2 separate regions of the Homo sapiens genome follow, and region 2 is linked to region 1. Evidence: chromatin contacts called from ENCODE Hi-C data. All regions are on one chromosome and are shown on one strand. Each heading gives the region's core, a stretch centred on a gene start or an enhancer-like site at or near the end of the contact. The rest is flanking DNA. Distances are from core to core; before and after follow the strand shown. Region 1 overlaps PTPRK (protein tyrosine phosphatase receptor type K). Region 2 has its middle 38 kb from the start of SAMD3.

The links. A loop is a pair of places that touch in the nucleus more often than their neighbours do. Pooled maps may share reads with other maps.
Region 2: a loop to region 1 is called in a map with no recorded cell type, with 5 times the contacts of the local background. The contact joins two enhancer-like sites. A Hi-C loop is called at or near these places in 2 of 37 single-sample maps with no recorded cell type and 1 of 50 pooled maps.

Annotation. Positions count from the first base shown.
Region 1 is chr6:128,255,640-128,263,026 of GRCh38, forward strand. The region is part of intron 3 of PTPRK (protein tyrosine phosphatase receptor type K); the gene reads right to left. Among named protein-coding and RNA genes, the nearest start is that of PTPRK-AS1, 230 kb to the left of the region's middle. Within about 2 kb of position 4,277, at least 2 of the 41 ENCODE cell types and tissues checked have a DNase peak (open chromatin) inside an H3K27ac peak, as active enhancers do.
Region 2 is chr6:130,257,361-130,264,747 of GRCh38, forward strand. It overlaps a transcript of SAMD3 not described here. Among named protein-coding and RNA genes, the nearest start is that of SAMD3, 38 kb to the left of the region's middle. RefSeq lists enhancers at 3,003-3,142, 3,363-3,482. Within about 2 kb of position 3,596, at least 5 of the 41 ENCODE cell types and tissues checked have a DNase peak (open chromatin) inside an H3K27ac peak, as active enhancers do.

The sequences.
Region 1 (7,387 bases), core at 3,027-5,526:
AGATGCTGAAGGCTGAAAAATACTGGTAAGACAGATCAGGTCAAAAGTTATCAAAACATGGTCCTGGCAACAAAAGCATCAACAACACCTGGAAACTTCTTGGAAACTCTGTGGGTGGGACCCACCGATCCATGGTTTCAGAGCTCCTGCAGGTGATACTGATGCAGGCTAAAATGTGAGAACCATTCATCTAGGCTGATCTCCAAGCTGAGCTAAAAGTTACATGACAGTTTCAATCCTATAGGTTTTCTTCCTTCAGAACTTTTTCCTTTTCAAGAAAAAAACTGTAAGTAGATTCATAGGTTTTCTTTATCAGATAGCCAGCTAAAACAAAAATATAAGCCTGTATAAAATACCAATTTTTAAAAATTTGAACAATTAGCCATGTATTTATTCAACAAGAAGAAATTTATGGAGTGTCTAATATTTGCTGGACTAATATCTGACAGAAAGAAATACCTAATTTTTGGTCCCTGTCCTCAAGAGAGTCACAATGTGGCAGAAGAGATAAGCATGGTAGGAAATAACTATAGCACAGTTATATGTGATAAAGCAGAGTTAGAACGCTATGAGAGTTCAGGGGAGAGAGAAAATTACTCCACCTGGGAAAACAGCAAGACTTCAGAGAAAGCGACCTTTGAAACATCCTTCATTAACCCAGCACTTAGTGAGCACACACTATTCTAGCCGCTAGGGATACGAAGATGGATAAAAGGCAGAGCCACACCTTTTAGAAGGTAAACCTCTATGACATATGTAGAGCAATAATGTAAAACAAGAGAAAGAGTAGGCAAACTATGTTCTTCATTTTTTTTTTTTTTTGAGATGGAGTCTCGTTCTGTTGCCAGGTTGGAGTGCAGTGGCGATCTTGGCTCACTGCAACCTCCAACTCCCGGGTTCAAGCACTTCTGCCTCAGCCTCCCGAGTAACTGGGATTACAGTTGCATGCCACCACACCTGGCTAATTTTTGTATTTTTAGTAGAGACGGGGTTTCACCGTGTTGGTCAGGATGGTCTCGATCTCCTGACCTCGTGATCCGCCCGCCTCAGCCTCCCAAAGTGCTGGGATTACAGGCGTAAGCAACCATGCCCGGCTGTAGGCAAACTATTTTCTATCTGGGAAAGCGGACAATGATTCAAAAAAAAGATGATTCCAAGCAGTTTTAAAACACTGCAAAAAAAGAGGGCGTTACAGACCAAATAAGGTGTATTTGCAAAAGACTGACAAGAGGAAATATAATGAGCTATTGGCACAAGCAATTTTGTAGAACATCTAGTTAGGAAGAATAGAACAGAAGAGATTAAAACCTGGGAGATGGAGTGGCTCATGCCTGTAATCCCAGAACTTTGGGAGGCCGAGGCAGGAGGATCACATGAGGTCGGGAGTTCGAGACCAGACTGACCAACAAGGAGAAACCCCGTCTCTACTAAAAATACAAAATTAGCCAGGCATGGTGGCACATGCCTGTAATCCCAGCTACTCGGGAGGCTGAGGCAGGAGAATTGCTTGAACATGGGAGGCGGAGATTGTGGTGAGCCCAGATCACGCCATTGCACTCCAGCCTGGGAGACAGAGAGAAACTCCATCCAAAAAAAAAAAAAAGACACCTGGGAGATAGGAAGCTGGGACCTTATCTTGCATGGACTTCTACACCACAAAAAGGAGTCTGCCTTTTTTCATTTTATTTTATTTTATTTTTGAAGGTGTTGTAATGCCTTTAAAGGGTTCTACATGAGGGATAATGTGATTTGCACCTTAAAAAGGTCAGTGTGGTAGCAACAACCAGATTCAAGAACTGGAATCTCATCAGAAAGACCTAAACATGTAATAGTATGCCTAAATATGCTTGGATATTAGTCAACCAATCAAGAAATATTTATTGCATACCTACGTGTACAATAATGTGGAAAGATTTAGATTTTAGTGCTATATTAACATACATATTTATGGAGAGATCAAACACATTATATATTCAGGAAAACAAATTTGTGTATGTAATTTTTTAATCCAAAATGCAATAACAAGTGTTTAAAATAAATAAGTCTCAGAAAGGCTTCACTTAAATTTAATTTCAGACTTAAAATAATGTCATAAACATTGTCTTCACTCTAAGATTTATAAGATAAGTGAAATGATGTAATAAAATGCCAACTTTTCACCCCTTTCAATTTAAGCTAAATTCAGTTTTCAAAGATAGGTGTGATGGAAATTCATTTTTAATTTTCTCTATACTGCGTGTCACCAAAAAAACCAACATGATATACTCAACTAATCTAGTTCAAAGTTCCAGTTCTCAAAAATATGAAGGTTCTCTGATTTGTAAATAGACCTAAACTTTATTGTCATGGCTCATAATAAATCCTGGGAGAAAGAAAAATGGCCAGAATATATTTTATTCAGAAATCAATTAGGACCACTGAGAATTATTTAAATGTGATAATTTGAGGGGATACACACAGGGAGGAAAGTGTCTGAGAATAAAATCATTTTCTTTATACATAAACTAAATTTTATTCTCTTTAAGAAATAAGGCCTTTAAGAAAATCACCATTCTGCTTGTCCCTATATTCTTCTATAAGAAAATAGTGATTATGTGAAATTCCTTAAAATTTCTATAATAAAGACCAAAATATAATGTTAAATCAAGCAAGTGTTACAACATCCATTTGACTATGTTAAAAAGATCAAAATATGTTACATAAAACTGATATCACAGAGTAATCATGCATGGTTTAACTGGCTAATATCTCTCCCTTACCTCTTCCTGAAGTGCTCATGCTAACACTAGAGATAACTGACCAGAAAAATCCAAGGCACTGGGAAAATGAAATAAAGGAAACAAATACTGAATAAAAATGTTAGTTTCGCTATGTACTTTTTTCATTGTATATGTACTTTTTCATTAGATAATTATTTCTCGAGCACCTGATATGTACAAGAGATGAAAAACATAAAACAAAGTTGATGTCTTCATGGAAAACAGGCTAGTATGGAAGAAAGACACTAAACAAGCATATGGAACAGTGACCAAAGTGCTAAGGCAAGGAGGCAAAGGAGTTAACGAACAGAAGGGTAGAGACGGGGTAATTAGGTCAGCCTCTGAGAAGGCAAAATATGAGTAGAGACCAGAATGGGAAGATGGAGGTAATGCCATTCCAGGCGGAGGGAATGACAGGCACAAAGACTTTGAGATACGAATGATCTTGGAGCATTCCACGATCAGAAAGCTGAATGAGGGAGGCAGAGAGCAGAAGACAATTTAACGTGGAGCTAGCCAATAACTGGATTTGGATTTTATTGACTCCATTGAGAAGCCAGTGGAGGATATGGGGTAGAATTCCTAAGTTCCTGATATCTGACATGTGTTTTTAAAAGATCAGTCTGCTGTGAGGAGAAGAGCCTCAGAGAGGTAATAAGGGAAGCTGGGAGAAGTGTGGGGAGGTCCATGTTTGAGGAGGGAGACAGGGAAAGCATGGATTTTTAGCAGTGCTTCCCAAATGCTTTTATATTATGAAAAACAAACAGGAGATGACAACAACTGTGTGGCACCTTGAAGTAAAAAGACAACTGTCATAGTTCCAGGCTCCACCCTATAGGCTAGGTTATCACACTACAAATTTTTCAACACCTGCAATACCACTGTCAGGGAACACCAGTATGCCACAGCTCAAAACCACTAAACTAAGAGTGAGAAATTGTCAGATTGGGACAGGTTGCTTAAAAATAGAATATGAAGAGGAAAGCTTTTCACAATAACCTAATTAAGGAAACCAAAACATTATGTATTATGATTCCACTGAATATCAAGTTTAATATGCACATGCACACACACATATATAATGTACATATATGCACATACATACATGCATATGTATGTGCCACCTGTCAAAATATTAGGAGTCATCTCTAGAAAGCAGAAGGTGAGATTATGGATTACTTTCATTTTCTGTGTATTTCTTCAATGATTTCGTTACTTACAGTAAGTTTGCACTGGTTAAGTAACACGAATAGAGAGAGGCAAAAAATTTCAAGTATGTTTTAGAAGTATAATTCAGTGTGTGTTCAATTTTCATTCTTTTATGTGAAAATCATAAATCCCTAGGAAAGGGCCATAAAAATTCTAAGTATACTACCTTTCTAGCAGTTGAAGATATAACTTAAAACATTCTTTCCTTTTCATTTAAAGAAAGTTAAAAGGAAACTAAAAAAATGTGACTTCCTTCTGTAACATAAGAACCCTTCCACACAACTGCTTTCATTTTCCAGTCCATAACATATGTAAAGCAAACGTACAACATGGACGTAATTTCATAGGAAAGGCCTTAAACTATATAGACCCAATTAACAGTAGTCATCTTGGGGGAGAAATTGAATGAAATGGGTGAAATGAGTTTCACTTTTCATTTTACTGATGTCTGTATTTGAATATTTATAAGTATTTATCAAAATATAATTGCATAATTTAGAAAATCTTTTTTTAGACCTATAGAGTATATTATTCTCTGGATTACACTTCTGATGACATGGCTTCCTAAAATATATTTTTTTTTATTCTATTTTTTAAAAGATTGGATTTCATTCTAAATGTAACAGAACAGGCTTATAGCAGAGGAGTGACATAATCTGAATTATGATCTGAAGAAGTTTGTTTTGATGACTGTGAGAAGTGGTTTGTGGGAGACCAAGATCCAGAAGCAGAGACAATGTTAAGGAGACCACTGCAGTTGTTGAAGGAAAAGATGACGGCATTAACCCTGAGGATGCCCAAAAATAAAATAGAGAAGATGGCCTTTATCATTGCTACCCACAATATCTAGCATAGCAAATGGCATGTAGTAAGCCTCCTATAAAGAGGTATTCGGGTAAGAAAGTTAGGAAGAGAGGCCAGCCATCCAGAAGGCTGGGATGGAGATTACCGCTTTTCTAATTGGAGCTGGAGAAGCGAAACATGTTTCTTGAAGATGCTTGTATAATGTCCATTTATGAAAGCAGTTTCCTAATCTCCTAATAAATAAAAGACTCATATAACCACTACCACAACAAATTTGGAAGCAGGGACAACAAAAATTATTTCAAAACAAGCTTAGTTCTCCGTTCAACTCCAGTATTTAAGCATGTGGTCCCTGAACTTTCATGTACATTCACTGAACTTTCATGTACATTAGAAGATGCTGCAAAAATATAGGAAGTTGTAGTAAGTTACTTTAAAGACACCTAAAAAATACTGCTTTAGCAAGCTTAACATTTAATGATATAGTTGTCCTCTAAGATCTGAAAATAAAAATTTAAATTGCAAAACAAACATGCATTTTCTTAGTTTTTCCATCTCTTTTTATGTATAGGCTGAGGTCTCTACTTAGTATTTCATCCTGAGCTTATATAGCAATAGTTTCTGTTTTACCCCTCTTGATCTGTCAATCTATCAAGCCTCTAAACTTCATTTTCTATTTTACCCATCCAAATTTAAATTCCATGTTGTCTTTATTTATTTTATATTCCAAGCTCAGTGCTCCAAATAAAACTTTCAAAAAAGAAAAACCCATCAATTTTTGTTCAAACATATTAGATGATTCATTGTTGTATTTCTTTTGGTTCATATGATTAAAGATGTAAAAGCAGAAATCAATACTTATACAGATTTTTCAATAGTTATATGGATTTAAAATTTGAGAATAATGTTCTAGAGGGCAAAAGATGTTAAAAACACTATAACAAAAAACAGCAAATTTTCCAAACTAGCACTTAAGATATTTTATTACATAATATGGTGAAACACTACATTGTACATTGACAGGTATATTTTATTATAATTTCTTTATGAAATCCATTGTCTCCAAACTTGAATTAGCAAAATGTTTGTAACACAGTAAAAACTAGCCAGATGTCTATAGTTATTACAGGGGAAGTACTGTGTGCAGAGCTTCAGTCTAGAGCAAAACTGTCCAGCAAAATTGTCTGCCACAAGAAAAATGTTCTGTATCTGTCTACATAGTAGCCACTAACCAGCCACCTGCAGGCATCAAGCACTTAAAATGTGGATAGTGCAAATGAATAAATACATTTTTAATTTTAATTTTAATAATTGCATCTGGCTAGTGACTAGCTCATTGAACAGCAGAACTTTTAAATATGAATTTTGACAAATTTGGGCAATAGCTTTTGGAGCTATATTAACAGTTAAAAGCAAAAAGAAGCAACTGGTGGGTCAAGCAAACTTTCATATAAGACACAAATTCCACAAGAATCAAGAATATAGGCTCTACTCTTAAGCACAGCATCAAGTTGGGCCCTTACATGGTGGGCTAATTATTTCATGGCACCAACAAGCAAGAATGACATGATTATGCCTAGAATCCAATACCAGGAGTTACTCAGCCTGAGAAAACTCTCCACATGTGCAAATGACAAAACTGATCAAGTGTGCTTTATGTGGATCAGGCAATGCTGTATGGCTTGGTATTACAGTCAAATATTACTTTCCAGGTTTGGATTCATCCCAATTTTATGGATGACAAATTAAGCAGCATAGTGAAAGTTAAACTGCAACTCAAAACTGTTGATACACCAATTTTATGTAGTTTCCAACCTGTTTTCTCCCTAGGTTTAAAATGTGAGACAGCCTCAATATTAAATTATTGAAACCAAATAAGTTCATAGAAGCAAAAATATATTATGCACTATACTCTCTTAAAAAAGGATTTTTTATCTCAAGAGAATCACACTGACAGACTTAATATGTAATCATTGATCTTCAATATCTGTTATCTTATCCTAAATTTTTGGCCTTTTTGTTTTCTAGAAATGAGTTATTTTAAAGAGTGTTCGACTCCCCACATACTAAAACAACACTAACTTCCCAAAGAAAAGAACAGAGTGTTTACTTAATCTTTCATATAGGTAAGCCCTAAACTAGACCCAACTACAGAGCTATGGAGGGGGCAAGGCAAAGAAGGAGGGAGAGGGAGAGAATGACAGACACTGTCTCCAAAACCAACTAAACTCTCAGTTGCTTTGGAAAATCAGTTTAGGACTAGACACTTAGACATCAGGAATTCCTACCTTTCTGTTTAATGTGATGCATTTATACGAAAAGTCTTTTTTGTGAAATAAATTTTGTAAATGAAATACCCTTTCAGTCTTTTTTATAATACAAAGTTAAATGGTACTTCTTTTTTTTTTTTCCCAAGAATTTTTAGGTGGGTCCAAAACCAATAACCAAAAAAAAAAAAAAAAAAGTCTAAGTGCTTTACATTCTAGATAATTCATAAAAAACTGGGCCAATTTTCCTTGAGTGTTTGCTGGGAGGTGGCAGACCCACGTCTACCATAGTCTTTCACCTTCATACACCCAGCTGATCTGAACTGAGCCCTGAGGACCAGGCAGAGA
Region 2 (7,387 bases), core at 2,346-4,845, 2.0 Mb after region 1:
TGGTGTACAAGTCTTTTAGTCTCATGACTGCATTGACCTGATTTAAGGCATTTTAGTAATAACAGAGAAATTGGTTTCATATAGTAGTTGTCATTCATTTCATTTATTTTTAAAATTAGAAGAATAATTTCACTCCTGACAGTATAAGAAAACCCATAAGTCAGGGACCTTTAATTCCCTATCCCTCAATTACTATTCTGAATACATCTCAATGCCAACTCTCCTCTCTAGATCAAACTTTCTGGTACTTATTCATATCTAATTTACTCAAAATGTTATAGAAATATTGTTTTAATTTTTAGAAAAATCTTATTGACAAGCAATTTTTAATTGAAATTATAATGGACACACAGCAAAATGTACAAATTTTAAGTATACAACTTGATGAATTTAATATAAATATATACACCCAGCAAATAAACAATAAGATGAGGTTATAGAACATTTCTAACTATCTAGGAAATTCCTTTCTGCCCCTTCCTGCTGGTACTCTGAAGGTAAACACTATTCTGTCTTGTATTTCCATAGATTAGTTTTGTCTCTTCTTAAGGCAAAAATGGAAGTATACGATCCATGCACTTATATCTGTGACATCTGTTATTGCTTGTAGCAACATATGTTTCTGTTTGTTCATGTTCATACAATACATGTTATTGTACATCATATTGGAGTAGTTTTTTCTTTTTAATTATTGTGAGTGTTCCGTGGAATAAATATATAACTATTTATTTTTACATTCTACTATAAATGGGCATGTTTTGACTATTATCAATAAGCTGTTTTGAACATTCTTGTATGTATCTTTTGATCTATTATGTTTGATATAAATATAGTCATGCCAGCTTTCGTATTCTTATTGTTTTAATGGCATATTGTTTTCTCTCCTTTTACATTCTACCTATCTCTCCCTGAATATTTAAAGTTGGTTTCTTGTAGAGAGCACATGGTAGCTCTTGCTTTTTTATCCAGCCTGAGAATCTCTGTCTTTTAATTGAAGTGTCTAGTCTATTTACATTTATGTAATTATTGATAGGGATGATTTAAATCTGCCATTTGCTAATTGTTGTCCATTTGTCCCTTCTGTTCTTTGTGTATTTCCAGTCTTATTTTGGGTTTATCAACTAGTTAAAATTAACATTATTGAGGTAAAATCGGACACACATATTTAAAGTGCACAATTTGATAAGTTTTGACATATGAATAGTCCTGTGAAATTATCACAACAATCAAGATAATGAACCTAACTATCACACACAAAAGAGTCTTTATGCTCCTTCATAATCCTTCTATTTGGAACCTTCTCACCTCCTTATCACCCAGCAACCACTCATCTACTTTCTTTCACTGTAGATTAGCTTTCATTTTTTAGAATTTCTATATAAATATACTTTTAGAATTTTATTTTGGGAAGATTTTTTTAAATTAGGGATTGTTGTGGTTATATCCCACAGATTTGATGTTACCTTTTGATTATCATTTAGTTCAAATTTCTTTAAAATTTGGGGCAATTTGGGAGATTTTAGTGATTTTAGCAAGTAGATTATTAATAGTACTGAATAAGAGTAAACAGGAACTGAGGAAGTGGGAACAATTAGTGAGATCTACCATTTTATGACTTTTACAGTGGAAACAAAGGAAAGATATGAAGTAAGTTAGAAGAGAAATAGAGAGGAGGTGAGCTGGCCTAGCCCATACAGGTTGGTTATAGGTTCATGATGAGAGAGGATTAAGGAGAAATCTCAGTCTTAGGTTACTTTCCCAAAGGTTTTCTATTTAGCCAGTAATAGCAGAGCAAAGAAACCCTTAAGTTTTAGTCTGTTTTATGCTGCTATAAAGGAATATTGAGGCTGAGTAATTTATTTTTTAAAAAAGGTTTATTTGGCTTATGATTCTGATGGTTAGAAAGTTCAAAATTGGGCATCTGCATCTGGTGAGAGGGCCTGAGGCTCCTTCCACTCACTGTAGAGGGCAAAGGGGAGCTGATGTGTGCAGTGATCACATGGTGAGAGAGAAAGCAAGAGCGTGGAGCTCTTTTTAACAATCAGTTCTCTTGGGAATGAATGCAGTGAGAACTCACTCACCTGAGTGAGGATATTAATTTTTCATGAGTGATCAGCCTCCATGATCCAAACATCTCCCATTAGGCCCCATCTTCAACATTGGGAATAAAATTTCAGCATGAGATTTGGAAGGGACAAACATTCAAACCATAGAAACACATAAATGATCAAAAGATACAGTGAATAGAAACAGGCCCTTTACCATTGTCTCAGTACCCGATTTAGAGGAAAAGGCCTGCCAGGTCAGAGGAGCACAAAACCTGGACTCAATGTATTTTTTTTAACAAAACTTTTTATTTTGAGATAACTGTGCACTCATGTGCAAAGTTATAGGAAGTAACACAGAGAGAGCCTGCCTATCCTTTACCCAGATTCCTCTAGTGATAACATCTCACAAAACTTTAGTACAATGCTAAAAACAAGATATTGACATTAACTTAATCCACTGAAATTGTTCAATTTTTTTTTGTTTTACTTGTGCTCATTTGTGTGCTGCATTTAGTTCTCTGCAATTTTATCACGTGTTTCAGGTATCTACCACAGTCAAGATAAGAATAAGTACATCATCACAAGGATTCTTCAGTTTTTTGGCCATTTTCTAATTAGTCTTTTGAACTATTGAGTTCTTAGAGTCCTTTCTATATCATAGATACAGTCACATACTGCATAATAATGTTTTGTTCAACAATGGACTACATATAGTGAGAGAATAGAGACAGACCCTCTCATATTGTTTTATACTCAGAAAAGGAAAGAGAAGTGAAACTAAAGGCAGGTAGCCCGGTGCCTAGGAACCAGACCCAAAACCAAGGAACCAGACCTGAAACCAGGCCTGGGCCTGCCTGACCTAAGCCTGGTGGTTAAAATTCAACCCCAGACCTAGCAACTGATGTTATCTATAGATTCCAGACATTGTATAGAAAGACATTGTGAAACTTCCTGGTCTGTTCTGTTTCACTCTGACCACCAGTGCATGCAGCCCCTGTCACGTACCTCTTGCTTGCTCAGTTGATCACGACCCTCTCTCACGGACCCCCATAGAGTTGTGAGCCCTTAAAAGGGACAAGAATTGCTCACTTGGGGAGCTTGGCTCTTGAGACAGGAGTCTTGCCAATGCTCCCGGCTGAATAAACCCCTTCCTTCTTTAACTCAGTGTCTGAGGAGTTTTGTCTGCAGCTGGCCCTGCTACATTTCTTGGTTCCCTGACCGGGAAGCAAGGTGATTGGCGAATGGTCGAGGCAGCTCCTTAGGTGACTTAAGCCTGCCCTGTGGAACATCCCTGCAGGGGACTCCAACCAGCCCAAGCCATGCGGATCCTGAGAGCACTCCCGGGTAGGCATTTGCCCAGTGAGACGCCTCACCAGAGCAGTGTGTGGCAGCCCCCTGTGGAGGATCAACGCAGTGGCTGAACACCGGGAAGGAACTGGTACTTGGAGTCTGGACATCTGAAACTTGGTAAGACTAGTCTTTGGAACTTGCCTACTCTGTTTGAGTGGAAGTGTGGTCTGATGACCCACGGTGTACCTTTATCGGCACTTTGGTTTGGTTTTGGTTTTGGTTTTGACTCGGTTTGAATTGCTTGACAGGACTGGTCTTGGGAACTTGCCCACTCCATTTGAGTGGAAGTGTGGCCTGATCACCCACAGCATGCCTTTATTGGCACTTTGGTTTTGGTTTTGGTTTTGACTTGGTTTGAATTGCTTGACAGGACCGGTGTTGGGAACTTGCCTACTCCATTTGAGTGGAAGCGTGGCCTGATCACCCACGGCGTGCCTTTATCAGCACTTTGGTTTTGGTTTTGGTTTTGACTTGGTTTGAATTGCTTGACAGGACCGGTCTTGGGAACTTGCCTACTCCATTTGAGTGGAAGCGTGGCCTGATCACCCACGGCGTGCCTTTATCGGCACTTTGGTTTTGGTTTTGACTTGGTTTGAATTGCTTGACAGGACCGGTCTTGGGAACTTGCCTACTCCATTTGAGTGGAAGCATGGCCTGATCACCCACGGTGTGCCTGTACCAGCACTTTGGTTTTTGTTTTTGACTTGACTTGGATTGCTTGATACTTTGGTTTTGATTTCTGGATACTCTGATTTTGGTTTTGATTTTGATTTGGTGTAAACTGCAAAAGTGTGTGTGTGCCCTTTTTACCCATTCTTTGTTTTGTGGTGTGTGTGTGGTGTGAGCGTGGTGTTTTGTCTCGAAGAAGCATGGGTCAGGCACAAATAAGCTCACCCTACTAGGAACTATGTTGAAAAATTTCAAAAAGGATTTAAAGGAGACTATGTAGTACTATGACACCAGGAAAACTTAAAACTTTGTGTAAAATAGACCAGCCAGCATTAGAGGTGGGTTGGCCATCAGAAGGAAGCCTGGACAGGTCCCTTGTTTCAAAGGTATGGCACAAGGTAACCTGTAAATCCCGGGCATCCAGACCAGTTCCCATACATAGACACTTGGTTACAGCTGGTTTTAGATCTCTCCACAGTGGTTCAAAGAACTGCATTATAAGCCAGGCAGAGAGAGACAGAGAGAGAGACAGAGAGGAGAAAGAGAGAGGCAGAGAAAGAGAGGAAGAGACAGAGCCAAAAGGAAAGTCAAAGAGAGAAAGACAAAGTCAAAGAGAGATATATACAAGTAGTTAAGAAAAAAAAAATGGTGTACCCTATTCCTTTAAAAGCCAAGGTAAATTTAAAACCTGTAATTGATAATTGAAGGTATTCTTCGTAAGCCTATAACACTCCAATACCACTTTGTTGTCAGTGTAAACAAGGGCATATCTCGAAAGCACTGAGGCCTTCCTATCAAAAATCCTTGACCCAGTAACCTGTGGATGGCCCAAATGCATTCAATTTGTAGTGGCAACTGCTTTGCTAACAGAAAAAAAGTAAGAAAAAAAAAAACTTTTAGAGGAAACCTCATTGTGAGCACACCTCACTAGTTCAGTTCAGAGCTATCCTAAATCAAAAAGGCAAAAAAGTAGCTTACTAACTCAAAAATCTTAAAATATGGGGCTATTCTGTTAGAAAAAAAAAAAAGGAAATTCCCTTAACCCAGCAGGTTTCCTAACAAGGGATTTAAATCTTAATTACCATACAAAGGTCCAACCAGACCTAAGAGGAACTCCCTTCAGGACAGGATGATGGATGGTTCCTCCCAGGTAATTGAAAAAAAAAAAGGTTATAAAAGGAAATTCATGCAAGAAATGTTGTATAATTTAAAAGTAATTAGGCCTCCTAAATGTAAAACTATTAAAGAAACAGTTTATGTGCAAGGTATATAAAGAAATTAAAATATACTTCTAGTAGTAAGAATTATAAGGAGCCATAAGAATGTAAAGCTTTACCTACATTAAAAGGTTATAAATATGTATATTTTGTTTTAAAGGTTTAATCAAGTTTCAAAATGTTAATTGAAAAAAAATTCTGTGTGTAGACATTGGCCAAAGTTAAAGAGGTATCATCCAGTTTTTCTGTAAACTGGACATAAAAATAAAAGCATAACAGGTTTTCCTTAAAACACAAACCTGCTCTTTAGCAAAAATTATAAAAGGTTAAAAAGAATCTATAAAATCTTACCTTATAGTCAAATATTAAAAATTGGATAAATGTCTACAAGGTTTTATTAAAATTAGGTTTAACATTAATAACACACTAATATAAATGTAAAATTTAACTTATCTGGTATAAAAATCATACAGGAAGCATTGTTAAATGTAAAATGGTATTTGGCTTTCTTTGGTTTAAAACCTAATAAAAATAGGTGCTAAAGGAAATTTCTCAGTAAAAAAGCACTAAGGACTATAAAGTCCACTGCCAAGGTCCCCACATTTAAAACAAAAGATCAATTTCTTAAAAATTATATACTTGGTTTATCTTCCACTTTCCTTTCCCTCAAAAACTAAAAGTCTTTTAGCACTTGTACCACCCTTAGAATTTCCGGTAAACCAGAGCCAGCCTGAAGATCACGTTCTCGTCAAAAGGTGGAAAGAAGAAAAACTCGAGCCAGCCTCAGAAGGACCCTACCTTGTGCTGCTAACCACCAAGAATGCTGTTCATACAGCAAAAAAGGATAGACTCATCATGCCCGACTCAAGAAAGCGCCACCCCCTCCAGAGTCGTGGGCCATAGTCCCAGGGGAAAACCCTACCAAACTAAAGCTAAGAAAAATTTAACTCGTTTCATCTACGCTATTACTCTTTCTTCTTTCCTCGTTCTATTGCTGACCATCTAGTTATTAACATAACCAAGTCAATTTCGCCTCAAACTATTGCATCTAATGCTTGCCTTGTGGAGACTTGCCAAGTCAAAGACAGCTTTCTACTTCAGAAAAGTACTTCTGTTCCTCCTGACTCTCCTTAGACTGGGCATTAGTAAACTAGGACCATTTAATCGGGGGAGATTTCGATAAAGACCCCAGTGCCGACCAGGAGTCTTGCCCCCCGATGTAGAGTTTTCATGCCATAGTTGGTCCAACATTCTGTGGACCACTAAAGAGCAAGGATGGACTGCCCCAACCAGTTTTTGTAATTTCCTAAAATCATACATTCATTTTACTAGAGGATCATGGAAGTTAAAGACTTACAACAAACTTTAGCAATTAAGACAGGATACCAAGATGCAAATGCCTGGTTAAAATGGATCAAATATTCCATCTGCATGTTAAACAAAAGCAATTGTTATGCTTGTGCACATGGCAGGCCAGAGGCCCAGATTGTCCCCCTCCCACTAAGGTGGTCCTCCAGTCGACCATGCATAGGCTGCATGGTAGCTCTTTTCCCGTATTCTACAGCCTGGAGTAATAAGTCATGCCAAGCTCTCTGTGTTCTATCCCGAAGTCTGGCACCCTGCGGTTCAGCTGCCAAAGGCCATCCAGCTTCCATCTCCCAACACTAAGTTCACTTCATGTCTCTCATGACAGGGAGGAAATAGCATTCCTTGGAGACCTGAAGGGATGTGATGAGTTTAAGAATTTTCAAGAGCTTATCAATCAGTCAGCCCTTGTTCATCCCCGAGTGGATGTGTGGTGGTATTGTGGTGGACCTTTACTGGGCACTCTGCCAAATAACTAGAGTGGCACTTGTGCTTTAGTCCATGTGGCTGTCCCTTTTACCCTGGCATTTCATCAACCAGAGGTAGAAAAAATAAGACATCATAAAGCGGGAGAAGCCCCTTATGGGTCTTTCAACTCTCACATCTATTTAGATGCAATTGGAGCCCTGCAAGGAATACCAGATCAATTTAAAGCTTGAAATCAAATAGCTACAGGATTTAAGTCAATATTTTAGTGGGTGACAGTTAATAAAAATGTAGATTAGATAAACTACATCT